Regions from separate parts of the Homo sapiens genome. Here region 1 is linked to region 2. A link is an interaction called in ENCODE POLR2A ChIA-PET data of the cell type or tissue named here. Cell type or tissue: A673. All regions are shown on one strand.

What was found. ChIA-PET counts read pairs that join two places held together with the same protein. Peaks named below come from ENCODE experiments on the same cell type or tissue, not always from the same donor. Only the 100,000 strongest peaks of a DNase experiment are listed, where the experiment ranks them.
Region 1: POLR2A ChIA-PET joins it to region 2 with 6 read pairs; 5 of 35 experiments call an interaction of 5 or more read pairs at or near these places.

What each region holds. Positions count from the first base shown.
Region 1 is chr1:155,760,788-155,765,787 of GRCh38, reverse strand. GON4L (gon-4 like) reads left to right here. Exons shown (of 32, transcript NM_001282860.2): 21 at 1-788; 22 at 2,224-2,476; 23 at 3,414-3,598. Among named protein-coding and RNA genes, the nearest start is that of DAP3, 74 kb to the right of the region's middle. In A673, no CTCF peak of the experiment used is centred here; a DNase peak (open chromatin) is centred at 2,267.
Region 2 is chr1:155,871,064-155,876,063 of GRCh38, reverse strand. The region is part of intron 2 of SYT11 (synaptotagmin 11); the gene reads right to left. Among named protein-coding and RNA genes, the nearest start is that of SYT11, 14 kb to the right of the region's middle. In A673, no CTCF peak of the experiment used is centred here; DNase peaks (open chromatin) are centred at 2,023 and 4,563.

The DNA.
Region 1 (5,000 bases), 110 kb after region 2:
TGGACATTGCTTGTGCTGTGGCTGATGGGGAAAATGCCTTTCAGGGCCTAGAACCCAAATTAGAGCCCCAGGAACTATCTCCTCTCTCTGCTACTGTTTTCCCGAAAGTGGAACATAGCCCAGGGCCTCCACTAGCAGATGCAGAGTGCCAAGAAGGATTGTCAGAGAATAGTGCCTGTCGCTGGACCGTTGTGAAAACAGAGGAGGGGAGGCAAGCTCTGGAGCCGCTCCCTCAGGGCATCCAGGAGTCTCTAAACAACCCTACCCCTGGGGATTTAGAGGAAATTGTCAAGATGGAACCTGAAGAAGCTAGAGAGGAAATCAGTGGATCCCCTGAGCGTGATATTTGTGATGACATCAAAGTGGAACATGCTGTGGAATTGGACACTGGTGCCCCAAGCGAGGAGTTGAGCAGTGCTGGAGAAGTAACGAAACAGACAGTCTTACAGAAGGAAGAGGAGAGGAGTCAGCCAACTAAAACCCCTTCATCTTCTCAAGAGCCCCCTGATGAAGGAACCTCAGGGACAGATGTGAACAAAGGATCATCAAAGAATGCTTTGTCCTCAATGGATCCTGAAGTGAGGCTTAGTAGCCCCCCAGGGAAGCCAGAAGATTCATCCAGTGTTGATGGTCAGTCAGTGGGGACTCCAGTTGGGCCAGAAACTGGAGGAGAGAAGAATGGGCCAGAAGAAGAGGAAGAAGAGGACTTTGATGACCTCACCCAAGATGAGGAAGATGAAATGTCATCAGCTTCTGAGGAATCTGTGCTTTCTGTCCCAGAACTCCAGGTGAGAGCTGGAGAATATTCTCAAGTATTTCGTGGACTCAGTAATATGTATCACTTATTGATATGCCACCTGCTTGCTTGCTGCACTATGGATAGTCCTAAAATCATTTGTATTTGATTTGTGAATGCATTATGGGACATGATTGTGGAGTTGAGGTGAAATGAGATGGAAAGGATGAAATTTTACTTATTATATTAAACTCGTTTACACATTAAATTGAATCACCTGACCATACTTTAAATGCCTTAAAAAATAGTAATAGGCTGGGCTTGGTGGCTCACTCCTGTAGTCCCAGCACTTTGGGAGGCTGAGGTGGGTGGATCACAAGGCCAGGAGTTTCAGACTGGCCTGGCCGACGTGGTAAAACCCCATCTATATTAAAAATAACAAAAATTAGCCAGGCATGGTGGCGGACACCTGTAATCCCTGCTGCTTGGGAGGCAGAGGCAGGAGAATTGCTTGAGCCCGAGAGACAGAGGTTGCAGTGAGCCGAGATCACGTCATTGCTCTCCAGCCTGGGCAACAGAGCAAGGCTCTGTCTCAAAAAAAAAAAAAAAAAAAAAAAAAAAAAAATAGTAAATAACTGGGCACGGTGGCTCACGCCTATAAATCCCAGCACTTTGGGAGGCCAAGGCGGGCAGATCACCTGAGGTCGGGAGTTCAAAACCAGCCTGACCAACATGAAGAAACTCCATCCCTACTAAAAATACAAAATTAGCTGGGCGTAGTGGCACATGCCTGTAATCCCAGCTACTCAGGAAGTTGAGGCAGGAGAATTGCTTGAACCGGGGAGGCAGAGGTTGCGGTGAGCCACGATTGCACCATCTCACTCCAGCCTGAAAACTATCTTCAGGTTACAGAAGTTTGTAAAAGGGAACTTCTTCCCCTCTCCTGCTGTCAGGCCGAATGTCAGCTATCACTGGGATTTCTTTTTTTTGTCTTGTTTTGTGTGTGGTTTTTTCTGTGTTTTTTTTTTGTTTGTTTTTGTTTTTGTTTTGAGATGGAGTCTTACTCTGTCTCCCGGATTGGAGTGCAGTGGCATAATTTCAGCTCACTGCAACCTCCACCTCCCGGGTTCAAGCAATTCTCATGCCTCAACCTCCCAAGTAGCTGGGATTACAGGCATGTACCACCATGCCTGACTAATTTCTGTATTTTTAGTAGAGACGTGGTTTCATCATGTTGGCGAGGCTGGTCCTGAACTCCTGGCCTCAAGTGATCCACCCACCTCGGCCTCCCAAAGTGTCAGGATTACAGGCGTGAGCCACTGTACCTGGCCCATTGCTGGGATTTCATAACTCAAGGAATTCCCCTCAGGACAGCTGTAGTGGGCTCCCCATTGTTTAACTTCAGATTATCCTGATATAGCTTTGTGTTGTTTGCAATTCATGAGCCACTAAGAGCCATTATAAGTACTCTTTGGAGGGTTTTACAGGAAACAATGGAGAAACTGACTTGGCTGGCATCTGAAAGGCGCATGAGTCAGGAGGGTGAGTCTGAAGAAGAGAATTCTCAGGAGGAGAACTCTGAGCCAGAAGAAGAGGAGGAAGAAGAAGCAGAAGGAATGGAAAGCCTGCAGAAAGAGGATGAAATGACGGATGAAGCAGTTGGAGACTCTGCTGAGAAGCCTCCTACTTTTGCTTCACCTGAGACTGCTCCAGAAGTGGAGACCAGCAGAACTCCACCAGGTGAGCTAGGCAAACCTATACTGAAGGACCATTCTCACTTAACCTCATTGTCTAGAGGACAGTGTGCAGGGTGGGTAGCTTATAAACCAGGTGGAGGATTTCCAGAGGAAACCCTCTGGATCTCTTCTGCAACACCCCTCCCCCAAAACATGTTTAATGTGGTATCTTTGTGGAGAACAGATACTCAGAAATTTTTAATTCAATTCTCATCCGTTGCTAGATTTATATTAGCTTCGTTCACTTTCTTTCTTTTTTTTATTTTTTTATTTTTTTTTTGAGACGGAGTCTTGCTCTGTCGCCCAGGCTGGAGTGCAGTGGTGCGATCTTGGCTCACTGCAACCTCTGCCTCCCAGGTTCAAGCGATTCTCCTGCCTCACCCTCCTGAGTAGCTGGGATTACAGGCATCTGCCCCCACACCCAGCTAATTTTTGTATTTTTAGTAGAGATGGGGTTTTACCATGTTGGTCAGGCTGGTATCGAACTCCTAACCTTATGATCCACCCGCCTCGGCCTCCCAGAGTGCTGGGATTACAGGCGTGAGCCACTGTGCCTGGCAGTTCACTTTGTTAAACTGATTGTTACCTTATCTGTCATGTGTGGGGCTAAGACCCATGTTTATTTCAGAAAACACTGCTTGTTCCTCATCAAGACATAGTCTCTCAAAAGCACTACAGAAGCCACACTTGCTCTTTAGACTTCCTTTCTCAATATGAAGTAGCTGATTATCTTGTTGTCATCCCAATTAAGGCAGTTACACTGCAGACTCTGCGTAGAACTGACTTGACGGACTTAGTTCTCATACCATTTTCCCAAAAACCTTTTCCTTGAATTGCTCCATAATATTGAATAGGATTTGGCTGGGGTGGTGCATGTGGTGGAATGGGAAGAACACAGGTTGCAGGGACAGGGAAACAATCCTTTTCATGTGTGCTACAAGGAGAGAGCATCAAAGCTGCTGGAAAAGGCCGGAACAATCATCGAGCTCGCAACAAGCGGGGAAGTCGGGCTCGGGCCAGCAAGGACACCTCCAAGCTGCTGTTGCTGTATGATGAGGACATTCTCGAGCGAGATCCACTCAGGGAGCAGAAGGACTTGGCCTTTGCCCAAGCTTATCTGACCAGGGTAGGCAAATGCTGCTTCCTGTTATTGCCAGTCTCTATGAATGTGGCTGCTTCTTCAAGGGAGATGTTTTTCAACATAAAGTCTGTTTTTCAGGCTATGCAACAGGCTTCATATTCCTCTATCTTGGCTTTTCTGGCAAAAGATCTCTGTGACAGAACCACAAGGAGACATAGAATTCAATCATAAGTATGTTTATTGTTAGTACCCTGCCATCATCCTTCTGTTGACCAGAGATTGGCAGAAAGATGATACCACCATCATCAGTGGGAGGTTGTGACTTTACTGGGTGCGCTGATAAGGACCTTTATAGAACCTTTGGCTTGAGAAGAAAGATAGTGGGTACACTGGCCAGCAAGTGGATTTCAGGAAAATACATTGCTCTTAAGACATGAACCAGCTGGGCGTGGTGGCTGACACCTATAATCCCAGCACTTTGGGAGGCCGAGGTGGGTGGATCACCTGAGGTCAGGAGTTAGAGACCAGCCTGACCAACATGGTGAAACCCTGTCTCTACTAAAATACAAAAATTAGCCGGGTGTGGTGGTGGGCGCCTGTAATCCTAGCTACGGGGGAGGCTGAGGCACAAGAATCACTTGAACCTGGGAGACGGAGTTTGCAGTGAGCCGAGATCGCACCACTGCACTCCAGCCTTGGTGACAGGGCGACACTCTGTCTCAAAAAAAAAAAAAAAATGAACCAGGCTGGGCGCTGTGGCCCTTGCATATAATGCCAGCACTTTGGGAGGCTGGGGTAGGAGGATCCTTGAGTCCAGGAGTTCAAGACAAGACAAGCCTGGGCAACACAGGAGACCTCCATCTCTACAAAAATAAAAAAAAAATAGTGAGCTAAGCATGGTGGTGCATGCCTGTGGTCCTAGGTACTTTGGGAGTCTGAGGTGGGAGGATCACTTGGGCCCAGGTGGTTGAGACTGCAGTGAGCCATGATTGCATCAGTGCACTCCATCCTGGGCAACAGAATGAGACCCTGTCTCAAAAAAAAAAAAAAAAAAAAAAACCACACATAAGCTAACCACTTCTTGGTAGTGTCCTGGAGAACTGTGTCCTTCTCTTGGTAACCACCTGATTCCTTTATCCCCCTGGAAAGCAGAATACTGGCAATGATAGTCATAGCTTTTTCTTATCTCCTAATGTTTTACTGACATTCCTAACTTATGTATTATTTACTCTCAAATTACGCCCATGCTGAAATACATGTACAAACACATGTTACCTATTTCATTATGGGGCTGTAATCAGTAAGGAAAGGTTAGGGCTGTGACCTAGAGAAAAGCATTGCTTGGTTTTGTGGGTAGAACTGTGGAACGTGGAAGATGATTTTTCACTTGCTCACTCCCAGAAAAAGATCTTTACCTTGCCTATTGCTCTGTGTCTTCCATTAACAG
Region 2 (5,000 bases):
CACCACACACCCACAAAAATGACTTGTTAGGCACTTATTAAGTGCCAGGCACTCTCTGCTAGAAGCTAGGGCTGAAAAGATGGATACTGAGGAATCCTACCCTTAAGAAGCTCCCAGGCTAGTTCACTATCTACTCAGGTATGTCTGGTGCAGGAAAGAACAGCGGCAGCAAATATGCCAATTAACTCATCAATAAAAAACAAGAAATAAGCCTAATAGTTTGTGCTTTGATTGTAGGCCTTAAGTCATCTCCAGGAATGAAACTGTGATATTTCACATGATTTTAAAAATTTATTGAGTCTATGTTTCGTCCTAGGAGCATATGGAAATGTCTCTCACAGGGCATAAAAAATAACTAACTAGGCTGGGTATGGTGGCTCACGCCTGTAATGCTAACACTTTGGAGGCCGAGGAGGGCGGATCACTTGAGGTCAGGAGTTCAAAACCAGCCTGGCCAACACGGTAAAACCCCGTCTACTAAAAATACAAAAAATTAGTGGGGCATGATGGTGCACACCTGTAATCCCAGCTACTCAGGAGGCTGAGGCAGGAGAATCGCTTGAACCCAGGAGGTGGAGTTTGCAGTGAGCTGAAATTGTGCCACTGCACTCCAGCCTGGGCGACAGAGTGAGACTGTCTCAGAAAAAAAAAAAATCTAACCAAGGTTTAAACCCACTCCTTAGCTTTTGAAATTGAAATACAAAAGGGGATCAACTTTAAAAATATTTTCATGTTTTTTCTCTGCTAGAGAGAAGCCCCACATTTTGTCCTTACCCATAACATATGTATTGTCAGCTTTTTTTTTTTTTTTTTTGAGATGAAGTCTCGCTCTGTCACACAGGCTGGAGTGCAGTGGTGCGATGGCTTACTGCAACCTCCACCTCCTGGGTTCAAGCAATTCTCCTGCCTCAGCCTCCCGAGTAGCTGGGACTACAGGCACATGTCACCATGCCCGGGTAATTTTTGTATTTTTAGTAAAGACGGGGTTTCGCTACATTGGCCAGGCTAGTCTCAAACTCCTGACCTCATGATCTGCCTGCCTCAGCCTCCCAAAGTGCGGGGATTACAGGCGTGAGTCACCATGCCCGGCCTATTGTCAGCTCTTAATCGTATCCATGGAAAGTATCCTCAGCCAGTTTTATTTTATTTTTATTATTTTTATTTTTATTTTTTTGAGACGGAGTCTTGCTCTGTCACCCAGGCTGGAGTGCAGTGGCGCGATCTCGGCTCACTGCAACCTCTGCCTCCCGGGTTCAGGCCATTCTCCTGGCTCAGCCTCCTGAGTAGCTGGGACTACAGGCGCCTGCCACCATGCCCGGCTAATTTTTTGTATTTTTAGTAGAGACGGGGTTTCACCGTGTTAGCCAGGATGGTCTCTATCTCCTGACCTCGTGATCCGCCTGCCTCGGCCTCCCAAAGTGCTGGGATTACAGGCGTCAGCCACCGCGCCCGGCCTTATTTTTATTTTTGAGATAGGGTCTCACTCTCTTGCCCAGGCTGGAGTGCAGTGGTGTGCATTCACTGCAGCCTTGACATCCAGGGCTCAAGTGATCCTCCCAACTCAGCATCCTGAGTAGATGGGACTACAGGCATGTGCTACCAGGCTCAGCTAATTTTTGTATTCTTGGTAAAGATGGGGTTTTGCTATGTTGCCCAGGCTGGTCTCAAACTCCTGGGCTCAAGTGATCTATCCGTCTCAGCCTCCCAAAGTGCTGGGAATACAGGTGTGAGCCACCATGCTTGGTCCCTCAGCCAATGTGTTTTTGTTTGTTTTGTTTGTTTTTCCCCTCGAGACAGGGTCTTGCTCTGTCACCCAGGTTGGAGTGCAGTGGCACGATCTCAGCTCACGGTAACCCCCACCTCCTGGGTTCAAGCGATTCTGGTGTCTCAGCCTCCTGAGTAGCTGGGATTACCGGCGTGAATCACCATGTCTGGGGTTTCCGCCACGTTGGCCAGGCTGGTCTTGATCTCCTGAGTGGAAGCCATCCGCCCACCTCAGCCTCCTTAAGTGCTGGAATTATAGGCGTGAGCCACCATGCCTGGCCCTCAGCCAGTTTTGAATTACAGTCTGGTTGCTCTTGCCAACCAGTATACTTCTGGGCTTTTTCCTTTTGCCAGAAATCAGAATGTAATCAGTGAATATAAACTCATTTTTACTATTAGCCACATCAAATGAAAAGTAATCCCATATGGAAAAGAAAATTGAATGGATTCCAAAACATTCAGAACTGAGCTATCCAATACAGTAGCCACTAGCTACACGTGCCTATTTACATTTTAATTTAAATTAAATAAAATTAAAATTATAGTTCCTCAGTTACACTAGCCACATTTCAAGTGCTCAATAGCGACATGTAGCTAGTAGCTACCACACTGCATGGTGCAAATATAGAACATTTCTATCATCATTAGACGGCACTGATCTAGAAAGGACTTTTGCATTGTTTTGGCTACTGCTCCCGTCTGTTTCCATGAATAATAATAAAATGTTAGCTAGGTTTGATATATCCATTTCTGGGGCCATCCTTCAATACTGAGTATCTAAATACTAAATATGCAGTCTTTAAATATGATTCTAACTTTATATACAGAGGAAGGATAGGTGGGGGAAAAGCAACGTTTCATTATTTCTTTTTTTTGAGACGGAGTCTTGCTCTGTCGCCAGGCTGGAGTGCAGTGGCGTGATCTTGGCTCACTGCAACCTCTGTCTCCCGGGTTCAAGCAATTCTCCTGCCTCAGCCTCCTGAGTAGCTGGGACTACAGGCACGTGCCACCACGCCCAGCTAATTTTTGTATTTTTAGTAGAAACGGGGTTTCACCATGTTGGCCAGGATGGTCTCAATCTTTTGACCTTGTGATCCGCCTGCCTCGGCCTCCCAAAGGGCTGGGATTACAGGCCTGAGACACCGCGCCTAGCCGACATCTGATTTTAAAAGCACAGTTTTATTTGCAAGAATAACACGAATGACAAGATTATAGCTTAGGTTTCCCGATTACTTATTTAAAATTCTGTATCCTAAATCATCCATTCTAGGAAAATCTTCCTAATCAAAATCCCCATGCCTCTTTCCTAGTTTTTTGGGAAAGTTGACAACTTCTGGTTACCCTTTTCATTTTTTTCTCCCTTAAAATCACTCCTCAGGCAACTGTCCTCCATCTGATCCCTCCTTCACCTTGTGCCATCTCACACGGGCAGCATGCCCATCCCCACTCAGCGCCGCTTTGTGATGCCCAAGTCTGTAGCCACAACACCACCTGAATGCCACTCCATTCTGCATTGAAGGCAATTTAATGTCATTCCCTCAAGCTCCCTCCCTTTCTCTTTCTACCCAATTCCCATTCCAAGTAGCTATGTCAATGGCTCTTTCTTTTGAAAGAGCCATTGAAGGCTGTGAGCAAGCTCTGTTTCCCAGCCCCTTGGCCTAGTGAGGCAAAGGCCCTGTTGGGGGGCAGGCAAGCAGAAGGACAAGGGGGAGAAAGGATTTTCTCATGCCTGACAGAGCTGCGGGGCTCGGCTCTCTGAGGGCAATCTCCTTGCTCCTTCAGTGGAACAGAGGAACAGGAACAGTGGTCCTAAAGAATACACTCAGAAGAAATAATACTTAGGCAAGGGATAGTCTGTTTTCCTATAATTAGCAGAACCTCTTTCAGAGTGATTTTCTAGCCAAGGAGCCCTTGTATTAGGTGGACCATCATAAGCTCAATAAACCCTTCTTGAGGCCAGATGTCCTGAGGGCCACCTCTAGCCTAAATCACAACCATGGGAAAACAAAACCTTAACATTCAATCCCATCCCCCTTTTCCTCCCTGCAATACACATACATGATCTGTTGCCCAGTCTGGAGTGCAGTTTGTGGTAATAGCTCACTGCAACCTCAAACTCCTGGGCTTCCCGCCTTGGCCTTCCAAAGTGCTAGTATTACAGGGGTGAGCCACTGTGCCTGGCCATATTTTCTTTTATTTTTTTATTTTTTATTTTTTATTTTTTATTTTGAGACAGGGTCTCCTTCTGTCATCCAGGCTAGAGTGCAGTAGCTTTTTCCTGGTCTATGTAATCCAGACCAGGAAAAAGCCCTTTACAGCCAGTGTGGCATGGTCCAGGGCAGCTCTAGCTGACGTTCACCAAGGAGAGATCCTACTTTGCTATGGTAGGGAGGATTTGGGATAGACATTTGCAGCCTGCACTTCTAGGGAACCTAGTGGATGAGTGACTAGGGAGATGACAGCCATGGCTCAGATGGAACATAGTCCTGCCTACGGGCACTGGTTGGGAAAATGGGTTTAGGAAGCCTGGGAGGCTGGAAGGCTCTAGGGTGGGGCTGCACAGGCTCTGGGTAACCTATCTCGGGCCTTCTCCAGGGCATGTGTTGCTCAGGATCCTAGCCCTGGCTTATCCCTCCTCAAGGGAGTTAATAAAGTGGAAAGAAATGTGGCTCTTGCCAAGAGCCCCTGGCAGCTTAGCAAATGCCATTGTCTGTGCTGTGTCCAGTGCCCTTGATTTGAGGCTGTTTTGTTCCCAGCCCAAATCAGTCCCTTTCATTGCCAGTCTCTTCCCAGCTGCAGCTTGGCACAGAGCCATGTTCTACTCCCAGCCTTGGGCTGCAAGTGTATAGCTGTCTGGAGGAGTCCAGCTGGTTGGTGACTTTACCAAGGTTGGAGTCACAGGGAAGGGTGTATTGGAAAGGCTCCTCCTTCAAGGAGAGGTAGACAAGGGAAGGAGTAGAGGATGGGAGCTGCTGTGAAGGGAATACGGAAACAGCAGAATGGGTCGGCAGAGCCCTGAGGAAAAAAGATGGGACAGGGGAGGGGAGAGAAGGGGATGAAACAGGCCACTGCTTCCATTTCTATTCACACCTTCTGATTCCAGTCTCAGAGGATGCGAAAACCCCTTCAGGGCTGGACTCTGGGATGTCTCATTGTATCCTGGCATTGAGAACCACAAGATGTTGTGGCAGTGTCTTGTTTATGCTCTGACGTTCACCAAGTTTTCCTATAATTAG